2 separate regions of the Homo sapiens genome follow, and region 1 is linked to region 2. The links are chromatin loops, found by intact Hi-C in ENCODE. Cell type or tissue: GM12878. All regions are shown on one strand. Links, peaks and the distances in the headings refer to the core of each region. The heading gives the core; the rest is flanking DNA.

What was found. Hi-C counts contacts between places; a loop is a spot of excess contacts. Peaks named below come from ENCODE experiments on the same cell type or tissue, not always from the same donor. Only the 100,000 strongest peaks of a DNase experiment are listed, where the experiment ranks them.
Region 1: it touches region 2 in a loop (8-fold over the local background); 1 of 110 quality-filtered maps calls a loop at or near these places.

The regions. Positions count from the first base shown.
Region 1 is chr10:104,891,109-104,896,489 of GRCh38, forward strand. The region is part of intron 2 of SORCS3 (sortilin related VPS10 domain containing receptor 3); the gene reads left to right. Among named protein-coding and RNA genes, the nearest start is that of SORCS3-AS1, 230 kb to the left of the region's middle. In GM12878, for the core only: no CTCF peak of the experiment used is centred there; no DNase peak of the experiment used is centred there.
Region 2 is chr10:104,807,348-104,812,728 of GRCh38, forward strand. All of the region lies in intron 1 of SORCS3 (sortilin related VPS10 domain containing receptor 3), which reads left to right. Among named protein-coding and RNA genes, the nearest start is that of SORCS3-AS1, 140 kb to the left of the region's middle. RefSeq lists enhancers at 1,628-2,827, 1,994-2,517. In GM12878, for the core only: no CTCF peak of the experiment used is centred there; a DNase peak (open chromatin) is centred at 2,105.

The sequences.
Region 1 (5,381 bases), core at 211-5,210, 84 kb after region 2:
TTTAGGGTTTACAAGTGTTTTGCCCCACTACTGAGGCGGGAAGTTTTCTGAGGTATTCTACCTGATTCCCCATGACTTATGAGGGTTGCCACTCTGGCTTATGGTAACAGTAACTGTTATTGGCCTTGTGTGAACTTCTGGAATTGTTCCTTCTAATTCTTTCAGGCGGTTCTTTTTCTGATGTTGGGTATTTTTCACATAGATGCACTGATCAATACTCAGCTGAAGACTTAGTAGGATAGGGAGTCCGCTCTGTATATCCAGAGTTCTCTCTACTTGTGCAGCTGTCCGTTTTTCAGTACTGCTTCTTGCAAACTCTAGCTGCTTTGCCTTAGGCTTTCCTGTTCTGTCTGCTGAACTCAGGGAGATCACTGGGCTTCACCTAAGTTACTTTTCCCTAATGTAGCCTGAAAACTCTGTCCATGCAGGGTTAAGGGGCAATTACAAGGCTTACTGAATTTGTTTACTGTCTCTTAGGGATGCTTCTCCTTCATTGTCTTGGTGTCCAGTGACATGAAAATTGTTGTTTTATATGTTTTATTAGTTCTTAAATTGTTTCATGTGAGCGGGTAAATTCACTCTCTGTTACTCCCTCTTGTCCAGAATCAGAAGTACCTATGCTTTATTTTATATCTGATAAAACTGAGGTCCAAAAAAGTGAGTTGTTGCCTAAGGTTTGCTGAACCAGATTAGTGGCAGAGCTAGCATTGGATCCAGATTTCTTTCTTCCAGGTTGGTGCTTTTTCAATCATAACACACACTATGACTGGCACCTCCGAAGGTAATGAATTGGCTCCTGGATCTTCAAAGACAAGATTTAAATCACAAAGAGAATGAACTTCATGGAGTTGCTGCTCTTCTTTGATCCTTATTTGTTAAACATATTTTTCTCTAAATAGGTTTGTGACCCCTCAGTGAAGATGTAGACTGTCAGCGTGAATATTTTGTGAAGATTCTCATTTTAAGTTTTACAACTTTATACTGCTGGAAGTTGTAAAAACATGTGGCCCTTAAAAATTCCAGCTTGATGGTTAAAATGTCCATTCAGGGTCTGTTCATCTTTCTTGTTAGGAAACCTAGATTGTAAGTATACTAATAACTTAATAGTAATGGACTAGCTCAGTGCTGTGTTTAGGGAGATGCACTAAGCTAGTTGGGATTAGGTATTATTTTGGCCGAGGGTGGAAGTGAGATTTTTACCTTACTCACAGTTCTTACCACATCAAGACCAATAAAAACATCTGCTGCATGACTGACTATTCTGTTTCACATATGTTACTTGTCTGTAAGCTTCTACAGGTAAAGGCAAAGGCCATGGTTAAATAGTATCTGGCCGGGAGCAGTGTATCACACCTGTAATCCCAGCACTTTGGGAGGCTGAGGCGGGCAGATCACCTGAGGTCAGGAGTTGAAAACCAGCCTGGCCAACATGGTGAAACCCCATCTCTACTAAAAATACAAAAAATTAGCAGGGCGTGGTGGCGTGTGCCTGTAGTCCCAGCTGCTTGGGAGGCTGAGACATGAGAATCACTTGTACCCGGGAGGCGGAGGTTGCAGTAGCCGAGATCGTGCCACTGCACTCCAGCCTGAGCAACAGAGTGAGATTCTGCCTCAAAAAAAAAAAATTTTTTTTTCTCCTATTGCTTGAGACACAAGGTACTTAATACATGTGAGTTCTTTCCTCCCACTTTATGTCTTCCCAGTGTGAAACTAGGAGGCTGTAACACATAGTGTGTTCTCATTGCGTGCCTCTCTCTCTTGCTCACTGTATTTCAGCCTTACTGCCTTTCTGTAATTCCTTAAAAAAGTCAATCTCTTTCTTCCCTAGGATCCTCATACATGCCATTCTCACTGCAAAGCTCTTTATTTAACTCTTTGCATGACTCAATTTTTCAGGTTTAGCCTAAATGGAATCTCCTTTTAGAAGGAGCTACCCTCTCTCAGTCTCTGTCATGGTCCCTGTTTGTTTCCATTGTGCGTCATAGTTTCAGGTTTTGAACTTACTTATTAGCACACTAGTTCATTGTCTACCTCCCACTCTAGATTGTGAGCTTCATGAGAGCCAGGACTTCGTTTGCTTTATTACTTATAATTGACTTGGGTCCCAAGGAAAATGGGCAGGTATTTGGTTTATACTTGTTGGGATTTGTGTTTGTAAAAGAGTAACGTAATGCAAGGCTGATGTAGATACTCAGCAGGGACTTGTGGAATTAAATCTCCAAGGGTAGTCGGTCTCCCAGGCATCGCCATATGCAAAGCATAACCTCATTCTGAGTATAGAATGACCAAGAACAATGGCCTCTTCTGTCCACTCCCCACACTGTCTGCCTTGTCAGCTTTGGTAATCAGAGCAAGGTAAGGTGCAGTTCACTCCAGTTTGATTTCACTTGTAGAGAGATTTTCTATCAGTGGCATGTACTGGCTGTTTTCAATGTTTCTGACAGATGACAAGCCTTTTGTCCCACTTGTCCCCCTTTATGCCTTGACTGACTTTGGCCACCCAGTCCCCTGGTGCGAGACCTTTAACTGGTCCTTTGTAGAGTCTGTTTCTATGAATTAGGGCTCGTTTCCTTCCAAATGCCCAAGATGCCTTGCCGTATCTGCTCTGCATGTCGCAAAGAATCTAGCAATCTCAATGGCGAAGTGAACAGCTCCTTGCTTTTCCAGTTATTTCCTTCTCAGGCAAGCACTGCCATGCTTAGTAGTCTGGTCAGCTTTCTGCTCTTCCGAGACTCTCCTTCACCCATTCTGATAAGGACCTCGGGTTTTCTCCTGTGACAAATTTATGGCTCTCTCCAGCACCTGTTCCATCCTCCCTTTCTGCAACACTCCCAACCGGCAAATTCATTTCATTGTTTAGCTATGTCTACTCCCTGTCAATAAATTACTTCTTCCTGGCTTGCCCAGGCCTTTCTATTTTTTTCACAGACCTTTTGGGGGCTTGTTCTTAATTATTCCAGCTACTCACTGACCAGGCTTCCTCTCTGTTATTTGTCGTGAACTCTTGTGTAATCTCCTTTCTTCTCTCCACCCTTTGCTTTCTTATCATTGTTTTACACACATGTAACTGTCAAATCATGTCAGTTTTATAAGCCCATAGGTCCTCTCAACTGCAGCGTTTCTCTCAAATAGTGTTAGAGGAGGGAAAAAGGCATTGCTCTTTTCAGTATTCTTCATCTACCAACATTTAATCACCAAGCAATTGCTGAGATTCAACTGTGTGCAACACCCTGGATTGGAATGAGCAGTGGTGGTGATGGTGAGTGGAGACAGGGTGTTGAATACCAGAGTTATATTTCACAGCAAATATTGAATCATGAAGGCTCTTGAGCTGGAAAATGACTTTGTGCTCCTTAGCTGTGCTTTAGCAAGGCAAATTTGACACCACTCTGAAACCTGGACTGAGGAGGAGGAGGTTCAGAAGTGGAGGAATATAAGCTAGGGGAGTCTTAGAGAATCCCAGGCAGCCTGGCAGGCAGCTGATCATGTTGAATTTGGATTGTACAGAAGGAGAGACCAAGAAGGACCCATGCACGAGGTATTTCTGAGCTAGCAAAACTTGGCAGCAATTAGAGGTGAGGGATGGAAGAACAGTCATGATGATTCGAATGTTTTGGACCAGGAAGAGTTGTAGGATTTGGTCCTATTACCAAATTGGGGAATGGAAAAGGAGAAGGAGGGAGGAAGTGGGGGAGGAGAGGTAGGTGCAGGAGAATGATGATGGGAGAAGTGACGAGCTCAGTTTTAGTTAGCATCCTGGAATTGAAATGGCAACGGTTCATTGCACAGCATTTGGAAATGTGGGACAGGCACTCATGGGAGAGGCTAGAGCTGGATAAAGTTTGGGAGTCATCCAAATAGAAGTGGGAAGTGAACCAGAGGAGCAGCCATATGCATATTAAAAAGCAGCTAATACTGCAGGCAGCAGGTGTGGGGCTCCAGTGTGGTATGAACAGGCCCTGTGGGCTGTGGACACTCAGGGGATGGTGGAGTACCATGACAGGAGCTGTCAGGGAGGACTTCCTCAAGGAGGTGAGGCTGGAGCTGAGGCTTTCCTCTGCCTTCACCCAGCATGCCATTTTTGTTTTTACCTATTTCAATCCCTTTCCACATCTGGGCATGATTTTCATTTGCACTTATAATCTTCAACCCCAAATATTTTCCTTCCTCTCCATTTGTGATTAATCTGAAAGTAGAGGGTAGACAGCAGAGGAAAGATGCCCTCAGGTGCAAACTCGTGCCCCATCCCTTAAAGGTAGTGAGTGATAGCCTCTTTTTGGAAAGCATGTTGGGCAGCAGAGACTGAATCAGAAACTTCTTATGTCCCACTAACAACAGGGAGAAAAAAAGTGTTGTAGAGACTTGCGTGCACTTTGCCTTCCTAAGAACTCTCATGTACTGTATATCTTCTTTCTTTGTCCAGAAACTGACTGCTCCAGCATCCCTCAGCTCACACTCTCCTTTCCTTTCCTTTTCACAGCATCTGTGTCTCAGGGATGTGCAAGAATATAATGATTCCTGCTTCCTCAGCTGGTCTCATCAGCTGTTCTCATCCACTACACTGAGTTCTGGCTTTGATGGCAAGGAAAGGGCTCCCTCTGCTCCCTGAATGTCTGTCTCCATGCCTGTACACGCTTACATGTATGATGGGGGAAGAGTTTTGGATGCTCTCCCTGCCTGCTAGCTTTGCCAAAGCTATTGAATTAAGCAGGCAATTTCCTCTCACTTTGTTTCTCTGTAAATTTCCCAACCATATGGTATGAGGAGAGTTCTTGGATTATAAATAAACAGCACTGCTCATGAATCTCAGGATTTTTGTTTTTCCCTCCAATGGGAATAAATAGAAAGCATAGATTTGTAACTTCAGAAAAATGTGTTGGAGGAGAAGATAATGTCTCCCTTTATATACATATATAAATATTTTTCTTCCATTTCTCTTTATGCAGAGTCCCTTTTTCCTGGGAGTTTTCTGGCCAGAGTCCATTTGTTTTTTATTACTGCCATTTTCCAACCTGGAGGTAAATTGTTGCTCTAAGGCAATGTGATAATAGCCACATGGGCCTGGCCAGATTGCACTGACCAGATGGGTTTGGTGCATCTTTTCTGCTGCTGGAGTTGTCAGTTCCCCTCTTTGCAGGACACAGACTTCCTCACTGGTCTTATGGCAAAGGAATTCAGGGAATGGGAAGGATCCACAAGACCTTGGCCTTAATAAAGAATCACAATATTTGGCAGCCATTTTACCTGATTTCCTGCCACTAAAGCTACAGCGAATCAGCTGGGCATGCTAGCCACCAAGGACAAATGCCAGGATAGGGGCCTGGGACTGGAATGGTTGAGGCCAGGGGCAACTCAAAGAAGGCATAATTTAAAGTGTGAGT
Region 2 (5,381 bases), core at 75-5,074:
AATTCATGAACACCCAGATATGAAGTGGAAATTTTTATGTGAATACATTATATATTTCTTTGGAGAGAGTATCTACCATTTAATCATTTCCTTTAAGAGTTCTTAAAACCTCTAAATTTAAGACAAACATGAACTATCAGGGCAAGGTAAAAAATAGAGGTTACTAAACTGGAGGACATTGGAAGAAGAAAAGAGATGAGTGGCTTTCTAGAAGTCTAAGAATCCTACGTTTAGAGCGTCTCAGGTTGTGGGGGAGGGTGGAGCAGCATCCATTCTCCAAGTGCTTTCTTCACCTCTTTTCTCTTTATTTTTTTGAAACGTGAGGCTGATTTTTGTAGTTGAACTTCTTGAATATGAGGGTGACAGCTCAAAAGCTAAAATCATTCTGTGGCTTCCAACACTTGCTGCTCTCCCAGCTTGTAACAGATGGATTTATAGCGATGATTCCATAGAATGTGATGCATGAGGGAGTTGTCCTCACACCAGAAAAAAAGGCTTCGTAATTTACTTTCAAATCTGGTTTTGAGTGAGGGCTGGAAGGCCTGCCTCTGCCATGATATGAAATGGATTCCCAGGAAGGGGTATGGCTCAGTTGTCTGACCTTTACAGCATATTTAAATGTATATTATGGTGTTCACAGTCGTAAATAATATAGCTAAGGTTATGCACAGGGGAGAGCTGAGGGAAACATTTGCAGTAAAGCTGTGGGCTGCCCTGGCGGGAAGACAGGCACTTGGCTTTGAACTGGAATTTGGAATCTGGGTGGGGGGAGTGAGAGCAAATATTTTCCAAATGGTTGCCAGTTGCTTTGGCACCAACAGAACTAGGACTTCTGAAGCAGAAGAAGCAGGATACGTTCTGCTTTTGTGAGTTGGTGAAGGACATCAGAGTGGATCTTCATTTATCCATTTACCAAGGATTTATTTAGCAAGTACTATATTCTGGACACTAGGGGCTGAGGATGTAAAGACAGGGCTTTTGCTTCAAATAGTAAACAAGAAAATAGTGGATAGAAATAAATAAATTAGTATAATGTGTAATACAGGAGAAGCATGCATAGAGCACAGAGATAGCATGAAAAGGAATGGCTGACTCTAAATGGGGGCAACAGGGAACAATGAAAATATGGAGGTAAATGTATGATTTGGGTTTTGAAGGATAGGCATTCACCTGTAATGGATGATGGGAAGGACATTCAGATGGAGGGAAAAACATGTGTGAAGGCCTGGAATCAAAAAAGAGAATGAGGCATTGAGTAAAGGCAATTTGCAGTTGTTTCCATGTAAATGAGATGGTGGAAACCATCAGTAGATAAGGAGACTGGAGCCCATCATGAAGAAGCTCTATCAGCCATCTTATGAAGGTAAATTAACTAACATCTACTGAGTATTTACATCAGTTATTCTACTGAATACTTTGATGTGCACAATCCTATGAAGCAGATACTAGAATTATCCCATTTTACAGTTAAGGGAGTGGAGGCTCAGAGAACAGAGAATGAAGTAACCTGTCAAAAGTCACACAGCAGAAATGGACTGCTGGTAACTTGAAGACGTGCTGGTGATAGAAATAGAAGTAAATGGATTTGAGAAATATTTCGACGGCAAAATCAACCCATTGATTGCGTTGGCTATAGTAAAATGAGGGAGAAAGCAAGGAAAGATTTAAGAATGATTTTTCATTTTTTGTCATATAAAATGGGAAGGATAGTTACGCCATTCACAGAACAGTAGAGGTTTTGGGAGGTAGAACATGGGTTCAGTTTCAAATGTCTTGAGTTTTAGATACCTTTAGGATATACAAATAGGATTTAAAAGCTGAAATAGCCTATTTGTCATTCATCTCCCAAGACTTAGTGTCTTAATTAGTTGCCTAAGCGTTCTGTGAGTTGGCAATTTTGGCTGGGCTCAGCTGATCAGTTGTTCTGGTCTTGGTTGGGATTCCTCATACATTTGTAGTCATGCCCATGCCAGCTAACTGGCCCTGCTCCTGGGGGTTGGCTGGCTGTCAGCTGGGGTGCTAGGGAAGCCAGACATGTGTCTCATCCTCCAGCAGGCTAGCCCAGGCTTGTTCTTGTGGCTAGGCATGGTTCTCAAAGAGCAAGTAGAAACATGCAATGTCTCTGGAGACCTGGACTCAGAACTGTAACACCATTGTTTCTGTCATATTGTTTTGGGCAAAACAAGTAAAACGCCAACCTATATTTAAAGCCTGGGGTGATTGACTCTTGATTGAAGCTCAAGTTACAACAGGAAATGAGTGTGGTTGCAGGAATGTGTGACATCATGGCCACTGCTGCAGTTGGCCACACCTGTTCTCCAAGCGGGACTGCTTTATAGTTTAGAGCACATCTTGTACCACCTTCCAGCTCTTACTCATGATGTCTCCATCCTCATTTAATGAGCATTATTTTGTCGTCTGTTGTGTGGGATAGCTACTCTACTAGTTGCTTGGGGATACAGAAATGAATAAAACGTACTCCCAGCATATGAGGTTAAGGATGGTCATGTAGCCTGTTAGTGGTGAAAGTGAAGTTGCTCATCGAGCCACAGACTGTACACAGTGTCCTTTATTTGATGTTCTCCTGATGTAACCATGTTGAAGCCTCAGCCCCCTGGGATAGGGGCTGCTTCCTGGAGCTTTGCATGAAATGTGTCACCCACCAGTGGGTTGGACTATTTCTGAACATGCTTCCGACAGAAAGCATGTTCTTGTTTAAGCAGAGCCATATGCCACATCTTGAATGTTAAAATTTAGCCACCACTGAGTCATCTAGAGATGAAATAAAGGTTATGAGATTTTAAAAGCAGAAATAAAGGATTTTCACCTCTATTTTTATAATAGTTTTTTTCTGAATATAAAAGAAATAGGAGTATCTGTTGTAAGAAATTAGAAAATCTGAAAACATATAGTGAGGGAAACAGAAATGGCCTGTCACGCACTGGAGATTATGTTAACATACGTGTACATTTATTTTGTAAAATTAGATGAACACTTTATATAAAGATTTATATTTAACATTGTCATCATATAGTGTGTATATTTTTTAAACACTTGTTAATGGTATATGTACTGTTTTATGGATTGCATTTTACACTTAACATTATACAAGTAGACATTTCAATATTGTAAAGTAAAATGTAGAAATATAATTTCAGTCTCATCATATTAAGTAGTACAGTTTAATTATATGATTATTTGGCTGTTTATGTTGTTTCTGATAATGTGCTATTATAAATAATGCTTTATGACCTTCCTGAAACCTAAATCATGTGGGCATCTGATTATTTCTGCTGTACATAGTCTTAGAAGTGGAAATACTGGGCCAGAGGGTATAAGTGTTTTTAAAAGATTTCCGATAGATATTGGGAATTTACTTTGCTGAAAGGTGGTATAGCAGTTACATACTTGTCATCTGATTTTCTTTGCCTTGAGAACTATCTGGGTGGCTATTGTGGAAACTTTCCTAGCAAATATTTGTTTATTTATTGTTTCCTTCATTCACTTATTCATTTATTCAGTAAACATTTATAGAGCGATAGTGCCTAGGGAGAAATAAAAATGTCTGAGACAGATGGTTACACAATATCATGCATTTTTCAAAACTCATAGAGATGTATACCACAAAGAGTGAATTGTACTGTATGTAAATTTAAAAAACAAAATTCTAAAAATGATTAAGAAAAGCCCATTGCTTCAAGGAACTTAAAATCCAGGGAAAGAGATAAGACATGCACGTAATAATTATAACACAAAACAACATATTAAAAGTACCATATAGGAAGGGAAAATATTTACTGGTACATTTCGTGTGCCAGGAACTGGACCAGATATTTTACACATTCATTCATTTGTTCATTTCCTGGCAATACAAAGATGAAAAACCTGAGTGCCTGTTCTCAAAGAGGTCCCAGCTTCATGGGAGTGGGACCTGCAAACAATCAACCACCACCAGGATAATTACTCTAAGTTGCACATGCAAGAGAACAGAACTTGCCTGAGGGAGTTGAGGCTGGTTTCTGAGAAGAGAGGGAACTTGCCAGGAGACATGAAGGAACACAGTGCTTTGCCTCATTTACTCCTCACAGTTGCCTGGTGAGGCAGAGCTTTCACACTTATTTTACACAGGAGGAAATGGAAGCTATAGAGCTTAAGTGAAGTGTCTTGCCGAAGGTCACACAGCTGAAAAGTGGCAGAGCCACAAATTTTGCCTAGATATGTGCTTTCTGTCCTAGTCACTAGATCCCTAGAAAGGGACTGGAATTTAGGATAAGCATTGCAGGATGGGGAGGAAGTAGCTCTGGAGTAAGCCAAGAGCAGCATCTCATGGGGAGAGGTTCATACGCAGGGAGTCAGGTCAGAGACCAGAGGCTCATTTAGCGGAGCGGTGCAGGGCAGATGATGGTGGCAGCCAGATAGCAGACAGCCTTACATTCTCGGCTGAAGGCTATGGACTTTTGCAGGCAGGGAAATGATTGATGTTTTGAGAACAAAGGAATGGCCTGCCAAGAGATGTGCATCAGAAAACATCAATCTGGTCTCAATATATGTTATTTGGGTGATGGATACCCTGAAAGCCCTGCTTGACTATTATGCAATCTATGCATCTAATGAAATTATACGTGTGCCCCATACATTTATATAAACAAAAATAAAAGGAATTGACAACCTAGAAAAAACAAAGAGGAATGAATAAATGGAAATGCCAAAGAGAAAAAAAATAACTTGGTAGTAGCACCCTGAAAGGATCCAGATGAAGGGTAGACAGAGATTTCCATCTCTCTTGGAGAACTCTCCTGTTCAGTGGTAGCGCACCTAGAATGTCAGAGTAAGGACACAGTGCATCTTAGTCCAGTGATCACTTCCCCACTAGCTAGGCCCCATCCTTAGTTATTCCCAAGATTTTGTTTCCTTATTCCAGCAGTTGCGTATCTAAAATGTCAGAGTAAGGACGCAGTACACCTTAGCCCAGTGATCACTTCCTCACTAGTTAGGTCCATCCTTAGTTATTTCCAAGATTTTGTTTCCTTTATGAATCCTGTCAAAATAGTAGACAAACTGAGACCTAGCTTTTGTTGTATTATTTCAGTTAAAGCAAATAAACAAAACCTCTTCTACTCAAATATTATTTCCTTTGCCTTTTCTACCTCTACTTCCAGCTGGCGATTCCAAAAATAAAAAGCTTTGTTTCCTCAAATAATAACAATGCACAATGTTGGAATATTCCAGTGAGTCATACATTGGTAGTCACACACAGGGATGGGGGCGACTTTAACCTGAAAACTCCAGCCCCTAATGGGCCTTTCCCATTGGAACCAGGTTTTACTCTTAAGGGCCTGGGTGGAGCTTGGGCCCTAAGTGTGGGCTATAAGCAGGGGCTG